2 separate regions of the Mus musculus genome follow, and region 2 is linked to region 1. The links are chromatin contacts, found by Hi-C or POLR2A ChIA-PET in ENCODE. All regions are on one chromosome and are shown on one strand. The core of a region is the stretch at or near the end of the contact, and the rest is flanking DNA. Distances in the headings are between cores, read along the strand shown.

What was found. A loop is a pair of places that touch in the nucleus more often than their neighbours do. ChIA-PET counts read pairs that join two places held with the same protein, here RNA polymerase II (POLR2A).
Region 2: a map of heart shows a loop between it and region 1 (2.5-fold over the local background). The contact joins the enhancer-like site here to the promoter of Irf2bp2 in region 1. A Hi-C loop is called at or near these places in 2 of 37 maps with a recorded cell type or tissue (adrenal gland and heart). POLR2A ChIA-PET finds 5 or more read pairs at or near these places in 2 of 5 experiments (Patski and embryonic stem cell).

What each region holds. Positions count from the first base shown.
Region 1 is chr8:126,591,583-126,596,700 of GRCm38, reverse strand. Irf2bp2 (interferon regulatory factor 2 binding protein 2) reads left to right here and starts at 2,715. Exons shown (of 2, transcript NM_001164598.2): 1 at 2,715-4,261; 2 at 4,873-5,118. The coding sequence starts at 3,265. It overlaps Gm31546 (a long non-coding RNA gene), which reads left to right and starts at 533. Exons shown (of 2, transcript XR_388210.1): 1 at 533-826; 2 at 1,039-2,436.
Region 2 is chr8:126,786,846-126,791,963 of GRCm38, reverse strand. No RefSeq gene overlaps it. Among named protein-coding and RNA genes, the nearest start is that of Gm45805, 31 kb to the right of the region's middle. Within about 2 kb of position 3,168, at least 1 of the 3 ENCODE cell types and tissues checked has a DNase peak (open chromatin) inside an H3K27ac peak, as active enhancers do; it is heart, where a contact is called at or near this core.

The sequences.
Region 1 (5,118 bases), core at 1,466-3,965:
TCCACAGACCCCCTCCCTGTAGAGTATTTCCTTCAGTTCTTAAGACAAATCACAAGTTTCCCGTGTCCTGAATAAGCGCCAGCCTCAACCCACAGCATCTGCCTGCCTGTCCACTAAGGAATGCACACACAGATGCTGCAGCCAATCCTGTAACCTTGACTCTTGGACAGCCAAGCTCATCCTCACTCTCTTCTGGGAGGACCCGGAGCCTTAAGCAAGAGGGCAGTCTACGTGACTAAAACATACCAACTTCCTCTTTCATAAGTCGTCACATGGTGAGCTACAATTACAATTCCTGCCTTGTCTGTGCGAATTGCAGACGCATTGCCTCACCCTAGAAACCCCGCTCCTGTGTGTGGAGGAGGCAGGCTGTAACTCCAGCAGCAGCCGCTTTGGACAGGATCCAGCTCCAGTCTGCAGCGGGAGGGAGGGTAGTGGGTGGAAGACAGAAACAAAGCTATGTTTACTTAGCATACATCGATTAAAAAAAAAAAAAAAAAAAAAAAAAACCGGCTCCGGAGTTACATGAAAGGCCAGGCATCATGAAAGGCTGTTGATACAGTATAAGGGTTTGCTGCCCTGGATCCAGGACCTACCTTAACCCCCTGGAGCCGGGTTGCTTTTTATGAAGGACAGCCCAGATCTAAAATAGCCTTTCCATTTTCCAGCAGGCAGGCATCTGGAGGGGGTGGAGGGAGGCTCCCCCCCCCCGCCCCCCCTGCGCACAGCTCTAACAGCTCAGTTTCAACATGAAGCCAGTGTGAAATACAAAGGAAATGCCGGTCTTTTGGAGAAGCTCCACTTCGCATTTCTCAAGGCAGACATTGTATGTACCTCGGCAATTCTATTTTGGGTTGTAGTGGCGGCTTTCCCTGGAGAGGGCATTGTGGGCTGCTGGCAGGTGGACCGAGTACAATCAGGCCAGGCTTTCAAGGGAGGTTCTGCTTTGTTTTAATGTTTCTGTGTCTGCCTAGTGGGCCATCTCTCAGGGCACTGAGATGACTCTGCAGTCAGGGCAGCTTCATCTCCTCCACTCAGGTTCTGCACGGTCAAAATCACGTGCTCAGATGAGTGACACAGGGTCTTGGAAGAGAGTGACCAGACTGACAGGTCCTGGAGCAGGTGCCCAAACCAGCTGGCACCAGCTGCTTCTGGGAATGGATCCGGGTAGGCCCCATTCCAGGCTTGGAGAGGGTGAGGCAGGCTTGTGACTGGAAGGGGAGCTGGGGAGGCCCTTGACACAGATGTACCTTCTCTGGAAAGCCCCGAGAGAGACGTTCAAGGTTAGCCTGTGGACGCCCTTGGCATCTGGCGCTAAGCTTTCTGTGCCACCTCCAACAGGTTTATTCTTGTGCTCTAAACAGCTCTCTGGGCTGCTTCTCTGTGGGGCGTGTTTCCTCTTGTGGCTATTCTTTGAAGCAACCTGGCATTTTTCAATAGCAGCCACCGGAGAAAAAAAGGTCAGCAGATTTTTCCCCCCTCCCTTTCCACCTTCCAATCCAGTTGTAGGAAAGCTAATGTACTTAGTACCCTGCTCTTCCCACACTTAACCAGCCCATTCCAATCTTGGGGAGAGAGGTGGACCTGCGTTGTTCACCACAAAAGCAAAAGCGGCTCTTACTCAGAGTAGTAGGTCTCAAATCAGAGCCTGACTGACCGACCACTGACAGCACACACCAGTCCCTGCTCCCTACCAAAGTGTACAATTCGGTGTTCCGTCCACTCTGGGCAGCCCTCACTGCCCAGCGTGGAAGGGAACAACGAAGCGATGCTGCCAGGCGCGTCTGTGCCCACTGGGCTAAGCCGGATGGTACAACAGACAGCCAAGTCCACCCGCCAGCGCACGCCCTAGGCGCAAAGGGGACAGCGCGCGCCCAGAGTTGGCCACTCGAAGTTCGGCCCCGCGGAGGCGGTGGGGCAGGGCCTACTAGCCAGAGACCGGGGGCGGGTCCTGAGCCGTGACGCGGTGCGCTGCAGAGCCCAGATCCCTGGAATGTGCACTAGCTCGGCGCGGCCCCAGGGCCCGCGGCGCTGGGCACGTCTTATGTGGAGTTTGCGCAGTGGCAGCGTCCCTTGCCCACGTCACGCGCTCGCTGCACAGACCTACATAAGACGCTGGGCGGCGGCGCCTGAGGAGCCTCGGGCCTGTGCGTCCTCCTTTCAGTGCACGCGCAAAAGAGGCCGGGCCTGCCTGAGCACTAAGTTTTTGTAAAACTTAAAGGGGCAGCGGCAGTGTGTAGTTGCTTCCTCGACCAAAACAGGGCAGAGTGTTGATAGCGTGCGCGCGCCCAGCTGAAGCCAAGTGAGACGCTAACAAGGAAAAGTCCAAAGTGCGCCTCGCTATGCTCCAAATTCCATGCTCAGGAGGCTGCCAGTAACCAAGTGATAAAGTGGCATTGCATGTAAAATAAAACAGTTTGCACGATTTAATCGAAAGAACAGGGCCATGGGTTGGAGCATCCTGGCTGGGTAGGCGGGGTGACACGGGACTCTTGGGGACGCGAGCTGCACACCTGCGGCGCTAGGGCCGCGTGAACTGGTCTGCGCCTCAGTCCCGGCGCGCACGCGATCGAGAAACGGAAGAATCCAGGGTGGCGCGCGAGAGAGCGCAGAGGGAGGGAGGGAGGGAAGGAGGGCGGGCGCACGGGGCCGCGCGCGCCAGGGAGGGAGGGGGCCGCGCAGGCGCCGTGCAGAGCTGTCGAAGAATCAAGTCTGTAGAAGTGGAGCGGCCGCGGCGGTAGCAGCAGCAACAGCGGCGGCGCAGGAGCTGAGGCGCAGTGGGTGCTGTGCAGCGGCCGCGCCGGGGCCCGGGACCGAGCTGCACGCCGCCGCGCGCGGCATGCCCCGCCGCTCGGGCTGAGCTGCCCCGGCGGCTGCCCCGCGTCCCCCGTACCTCGCGCGGCTCTGCGCCCCGGGCGCCAGCGCGACCTGCTGCGCTCGCGGCCCGTCTTTGCCCCGGTCTGGAGGCCCCAGCCCGCGGCCCCGGCCGAGCCGCCGCCCCCGCGCGCGCCGCGCCGCCCCGCCGCCCGTGGGGACCTGCAGGCGCGCCCCGCCGCGCGCCCGCCGCCCCTCGTGCCCCGGGGGCGCCGCGCGGGCGCCGCGCCGGCCCGGGCTCTGCCGCCGCCGCCTCCTCGCCTGCGGCCGCCGCCGCCGCTAGTCGCGCAGACGCGGGCTTGGGCCGGCCGGCGCGCGCGCGCGGGATCCACGGGGGGCGGCGGCGTCCCCTCACCCGGCTCCTCCTGCGGCGCGGCGGGCTGTGCGGACATGGCCGCGGCGGTGGCGGTGGCGGCCGCCTCTCGGCGCCAGTCGTGCTATCTGTGTGACCTGCCCCGCATGCCCTGGGCCATGATCTGGGACTTCACGGAGCCCGTGTGCCGCGGCTGCGTCAACTACGAGGGAGCCGACCGCGTGGAGTTCGTCATCGAGACGGCCCGCCAGCTGAAGCGTGCTCACGGCTGCTTCCCGGAGGGCCGCTCCCCGACCGGTGCACAGCCCGCAGCCGCCAAGCCACCGCCACTGTCGGCCAAGGACCTACTGCTGCAGCCGCCGCCGCAGCTGGGCCACGCGGGCGCCGAGGCCGCGCGCGCTCAGGCTATGGAGCGCTACCCGCTGGCGCCGGATCGTGCCCCGCGCCTGGCCTCCGACTTCAGCACGCGTGCGGGTGCAGGCCTCCCACAGTCGGCCGCGCAGCAGTCCGCGCCGGCGAACGGCATCCTGGTGCCCAACGGGTTCTCCAAACTGGAGGAGCCGCCGGAGCTGAATCGCCAGAGCCCGAACCCTCGGCGTGCACACGCCGTTCCGCCCACTCTGGTGCCTCTGGTCAACGGTTCTGCCGCGCTGGGGTTGAGCGGCCGTGCTGCGGCCACACTGGCCGCGGTGAGCGGAACACCGGGCCTGGGAGCTCAGCCCGCCGAGTTGGGCACCCACAAACGCCCGGCGTCTGTGTCGAGCGCGGCGGCGGAGCACGAGGCGCGCGAGCCGAGCAAGGAGAAGGCGCAGCCCGCGCACCGGAGTCCGGCCGACAGCTTATCCAGCGCGGCCGGGGCCAGCGAGCTGAGCGCCGAGGGTGCAGGCAAAGGCCGCGCGCCCGGGGAGCAGGACTGGGCCAGCAGGCCTAAGACGGTGCGGGACACGCTCCTGGCGCTGCACCAGCACGGCCACTCGGGGCCCTTCGAGAGCAAGTTCAAGAAGGAGCCGGCTCTGACTGCAGCAGGCAGGTTGTTGGGTTTCGAGGCCAACGGGGCCAACGGGTCTAAAGCAGGTAGGGGCGACTGCGGGGCGAGGGGAGAAGGGATGGAGGGCGTGGGGTTAGAGGCAGCGTTTGAGCGCCCGCCCACCCGTGTGTGTGTGTGTGTGTGTGTGTGTGTGCGCGCGCGCGCGTGCGTGTGTGCGCGTGGGTGGGTGGGTGGGTGGGTGGGTGGTAGGGATCCATTCTTCCATGCACAGTTTTGCCTTAATCCAGAAACAACAAACAGCCAACTTCCTGGTCGGCCCGGGGCTGAACCAGAGCTTAGTGGCAACGTGGTCCCTCTGCTGAACCAGCACAACAGGGATGAGTCAGAACGGGTTGATAGGCAGCGACACGGGGTTTTCCTTTCCCAGCACATTCTTGGATGGAAGCGTGAGGGCAGCAGTCACCCTTTAACCTGTCTGCTAAATGCAGTCACATGAGCTGGTCTGGGGTTGGAGCCTTTCAGGCAGGATCCCATGACTTGGCTTACCTTGGAGGTGGTGTGCAGGCTCAGAGCCCTTTATTAGGGGAAATGTTTGAAGCTGCGTGCAGAACTATGTGTGTTTTTGAAGATGAGAGCTGTCTCTTTGGGGGTACGTTAAAGTTAATCTTCCTTTTCTTCCATACCTGTCTCTTTCCAGTTGCAAGGACAGCAAGGAAAAGGAAGCCTTCCCCAGAACCGGAAGGGGAAGTCGGGCCCCCTAAGATCAATGGTGAGACACAGCCTTGGCTGTCCACTTCCACAGAAGGGCTCAAGATCCCCATCACCCCTACATCCTCTTTTGTGTCTCCACCACCCCCTACTGCCTCTCCTCATTCCAACCGGACCACACCGCCTGAAGCGGCCCAGAATGGCCAGTCCCCAATGGCAGCCCTGATTTTAGTAG
Region 2 (5,118 bases), core at 1,919-4,418, 190 kb before region 1:
GATTCCAGATCTCACAGGCCAGCTAGCCTAGCCAAGCAGGTCCTAATAAAAGACCCTGTCACAAAAAAACAAGGTGGATGCTATCTGATGAATGACACTAGAACACACACACATGAGCACACATATCTATACACTCATGTGAACACAGACACATGAACACACACGTGAACACACACATCTATACACACACATGAAAACACACATCTACACACACATGTGAACACACACACATGAACACACACACATGAACACACAAGTGAACACAGACATCTATACACACATGTGAACACACATCTACCCACACATGGACACACACACACACACGAACACACACATGTGAACACACAGGTGTGAATACACACATGGACACATGTGAGCACACACAGGTGAACACATATCTGTGGACACACACATCTATACACACACACACACACACTCACTCTGTCTCTCTCTCTTCTATTGACAAATATATAACAAAGATGAAGAGCTGGGGACAGCTTTCCAGCCCCACCTGTGAAAAGATTTCTCTGAGACAGTGGCAGAGAGAGGATCCAGAAGCCAGGGCTGTCTGTACAGTCTGGCACTTGCTTTTGTACCAGGGAGGGTGTCTCTCCCGGGGACTTGAGGTCTGAACAAGAAAGTCTGTCTGGGATAGCATAGCTGTTTGCCTATGCTACACCTGGACCAGGCTTTGTGACTTTGAGCTTACCGGCCTTACAAGTTATGTGAAGCGGAGCTCCATCTCGGGTTACCTGGCAGGTGCTTCTGGGAGCTGGCTCTTCAGCTACAAAACACCTGCTGGGGGGCCAGCAAGGGGAGCAGGTGGGAGTCTTTTATTGGTCTCTGGTCACAGCTACCTCAAAGCCATATGGACCAGGTAATAGTCTTATCCTTTACAAACTTCTCATTGGTGGGTTTTAGGGAGCTTGTGTGTAAGATAGAGCCTTTTAGGAGAGAGACAGGTGGAGTTCCTACCACCAGGGATCTCCTATTGACCCCTAAAGAATGGAGACTTCTGTGGGCTGACTTTCGGATGAAAGTCACTGGGCAGACACATTGTGGATTCTGATGGGACAGACGGACCAGAGGTTTCTTATTTAAAAAAGAAACTTGTTTTATGTGTATGGGTGCTTTGCCTCCATATATGGTCTGTGTACCACATGTACACAGTGTCCTCAGAGGCTGCCAGATCCCCTGGAACTGGAGTTCCAGATGGTTGTGAGCGCTGGGAATCAATCCTGTGTCTGAACCCAAGACTCAGAGCAGCTACAGGGTGGCTGAAAGCAGTGTCTTATGGCAGCAAGAACCATCTCTCTTTCCCATCTCTTTGAAGAAAGTGAGGTCCTGGAGTAGGAGGGCATGGGCTGGCTCTGCCGCTCGCTCGCCGCTGTGTGGTCTGGGCAAAGCTGCTTAACCCTGACCAAACTCAGTTCCTTCGTCTATCAAGGGGACCAAGAAAACTTTGCGGGGCTCCTGAAATGAGAGATGGAACAGCTGGGTGCCCGGCACAGGACAAGAAATCCATTAGCTCGTTACTGGTTTGGGGTTTGCCTCCAAGTAAGACATTGGAAAGACAGCACATCACACAGGTCCTCTGAGAATAACTGAAGGAACAATTCACACTTGTTCATGGCCGCTCCCAGAAATAGAAAACAGAGGTCCTTCCAGCAACTGCCTGGAACTTTGGTCTCATACTCCACCTTGAGATATACACTAGTGAGTCTCAGAGGGTGAGTGAGGGGGTGTGGGACCCAACTATGGTTGGCGTCTTGGAGCTATTGCATAGCCCTTCATTCAGCTTATAGGACTGTGTGAGAACGGTGGAGAATCGTGCCAAATGCTTTTACTTTAGAGTCTGGAGCCGGATGACTGGCAGCACAAAGAGCTTTGGCTTATGACTCAAGATGCAGAACTGGTCTTGACTTTTCCATATGATCTTATAGGTGGATCACTATAACATTTTGTACTGGATATATAGTAGCAAGAGGGGAGGACTCTGTGCAGAGAGATAGAGAGTACCCTAGAGTGCCGTGCACAGTCCGAGAGGAGCAGGGGGGAGCAGAGAGAAAGGATTCAGACAGAGACCTGACCCAGTAGTGTATAAGCCACAGAAATCCAAATGCCCGATGCTCCTGAGACTGGGGGCAAACCAGGTGCTCTCAACACAGAGTTAATATTCCAGGTAGAACCAAGTTCCAATTCCCGGTTTTGAACAGAAGAGTGTGATGCATTTATAAAATCTTTTATGTTCTTTACAATGTGATGAGATTTAAGAGAGAGAGAGAGAGAGAGAGAGAGAGAGAGAGAGGGAGAGAGAGAGAGAGAGAGAGAGAGAGAGAGAGAGAGAGAGAGCTAATGAAGCTTTTTCCGCATGTCTGAGATTACAGTAAAGGACATCCGTCATGAAACCTCCCCCTTTAACGGTTTTAGGTATACAGTTCTACCATGGCAGTACTTTGTTGCTTATGTTTCTTCTTCTTGTGTCACAATGCCAGGCAGAGGCAAATTAAGGGAGGAAGGATTGATTGTGGCTGAGTTCAGAGACACAGTCCCTCACAGTGATGGCAGGAGATATCCTTGTTACAATGTTGCCAGTCTGGAAGCAGAGAGCTCAGAGCCGGAAGTGGAACCTGGCTATGCCTTCAAGCCCCACCCTCTCCACTGGGACCGATTTCCTCCAGCCAGGTCTCATAAAGATGCCACAGCCTTTCCCAACAGCATCACTGGCTGGAGACCCAGTGTTTAAACACACTAGCCGGGGGAGGAAACATTATTAGCCCCCATTAAATACTACTTCCTCTTCCCCCTGAAACCCTGGTAACAGAAGTCGTTCCTATATGTCCCTGCTTCAACATGTTTCAACAGTATGTTAACATCTGAGAATGCTATTTTCTGTTTGGCCTCTCAGACATAAGTATATAGCACAGAAGCACATATGGAAATATCTGTGATTTTTGACCTCGGTGAAGTGAGCTTGGACGGAAGGTAGAGGGTGGGGGAGTGCCTTCCTGAGTCACTGACCCTGGTTATTCACTGGAAACATCTATGGAAACAAAGAAATATGGCAACATTGTTCCTCTGAAGGTGAGAAGTGGCTGACTTCCAAGCCGGCTGAGAGAGGCTTAGTTCTTGCTTCTTCCTTAGCTGCTGTTGACACAGCTGTGTGGGGGTCTGGGGAGTGTCCCAAGGCAGCCAGGTCCGGCCATTGAGCTCATTAATGTCCCTGTGTGATGTCTTTAGAGACAATTGCTTCACTTACAGGCTTGTGCTGTGTTGGAGTAGGAAGCCCCTCATGTTAGGAAGAATCGCCAGGCTGTGGCCACCAAACTGCATATGTACATGTTCGTGGAGTCTTAGTGGGGAGGGACAGTAGAAAGACTTCAGAGAAACAGAGAGTGGCCACCCCAGAAGGGTGGGCACACTTTCACAACCTCTTTTTCCTTTAGAACTTAGTGGCAATGTCCTTACTTCAAGCTTTACATGTTGTTCCTCTGAGCTGACCCAGGCCACCATTCTGCCCTGCTGTGTCACTCACTGTGCATCTCCATATTATCCTACAGTAAGACAGGGTTAATCGCTTCTGCCCCGGCTGCCAAGCTCAAGTGTGAAAATGGATGCAGAGTGACTTGCAAGTCAGAGGTGCTCTCCATTTGGTACATGGCTGGTCTTGTGGTGTCCCCTGGGGTGTGCCCTTGAGTGGGTTAAGACCCAGCATCTAGTGAGGTGGATGGCAATGGGAATGTGAAGGTTTGGAATCACCTAAGCTTCTGGTGATGAGGCAGCATTTCATACAATTGCTGCTGTTTCCCAGTGGCTGTGACTTTTTACCCCAGCTGTCCAGGTATTCCACGGGTCACAGAAGATCCTCAATCAGCTTTGCCCAGAGGTCAGCTGATAAGCAGGCAGGGTGTCAGTCAGCCATGTGGTCTGTGCTTAGAAGTCTCCCAGGGTCTCTGTTTCTTCAGATTTCAAATGGCTGGTAGTCATGGGAGCTTCTGGGAAGGTTGCTTCAGGCACCACATGTATACATATGCAATAATGGCGACACGCTCACCATGATATGGCAGTGCTCACAAGTTGCTAGCATGGCAGCCTGCTGTCGAATCAAGCCCTAAGTATGCAGTATTTTTGGGCTGTGAGGCCTTGGCTTTCTTGCTGCTATATGGGAAGTCTGAGCATATCCCCCCCCCCCCCCCCCGCCCCAAGGACCCAGTTTTTAGAGACACCTGGAAGGACACTGGTGTTTGAAGTTGCTTCTGCTTCTTGATTTATTGCTGTGGCCACGTTTGTTCTTCGCAAGCCCTTCTGCCTCAGCATCCTGGAGGATAGGTCCTTGGCAGGATGCTTTCAAACCCAGTGGCCTTGGCGCTGACTTCTTTGAACCCGTGTTGGCTGATGTCATTGAACTGAGTAACGGGAGCGATGCCTTTCCCTTCAGAACAAGGACGTTTGAGCAGCTAGCTGGGTTTGATGCAGTTTGAGAATGGGACCAGGGCATGTGAGTTGTATTTATAAGCATGTATGCAGAGGAGGGACCAGGAGAAACCATAGAGGGACCAAGCTGGGTAGATACCAACAGGAGCTGTGTGTGCCTCTGGCTCCCTTTTCAGACCCTGGACCCTTAGGCTCCTTTTTCCTTGAAAGCCTTTTGTATCTCTCTCTCTCTCTCTCTCTCTCTCTCTCTCTCTCTCCTCCTCCTCCTCCTCCTCCTCCTCCTCCTCCTCCCCTTCCCCCTCCCCCTTCCTCTTCCCCTCCCCCTCCCTCTCTCATGTTATTCCTAAGACCTAAGGTAATATTCTATTTTTTTCCCCTCTAAATTAGCCTTCAGTTCACTGTTTCTCAGCTGGGCTGTCTAGCCAGTGATTCCCCCACCCCCCAAGGGATCTACATGTCTCTGCTCCTAGAGCAGCAATCACAAGCATCCCTCACCTCAGCCAGTGGCTCAACCTCAGGTCCTCGGGCTAGCTGATCTATCTCCCCAGCCTGGATCGGGGATATTTTCTAAGGTGCTCCTCTGGCCTACATTCTGAGCCTGGGTCCTTGTGTAGATTCATCCTAGCAGTGAATGTGTCTCCAGGAGGAAATGGTGGCAGGTGTGCTTTTAAATCTCATCCTAAA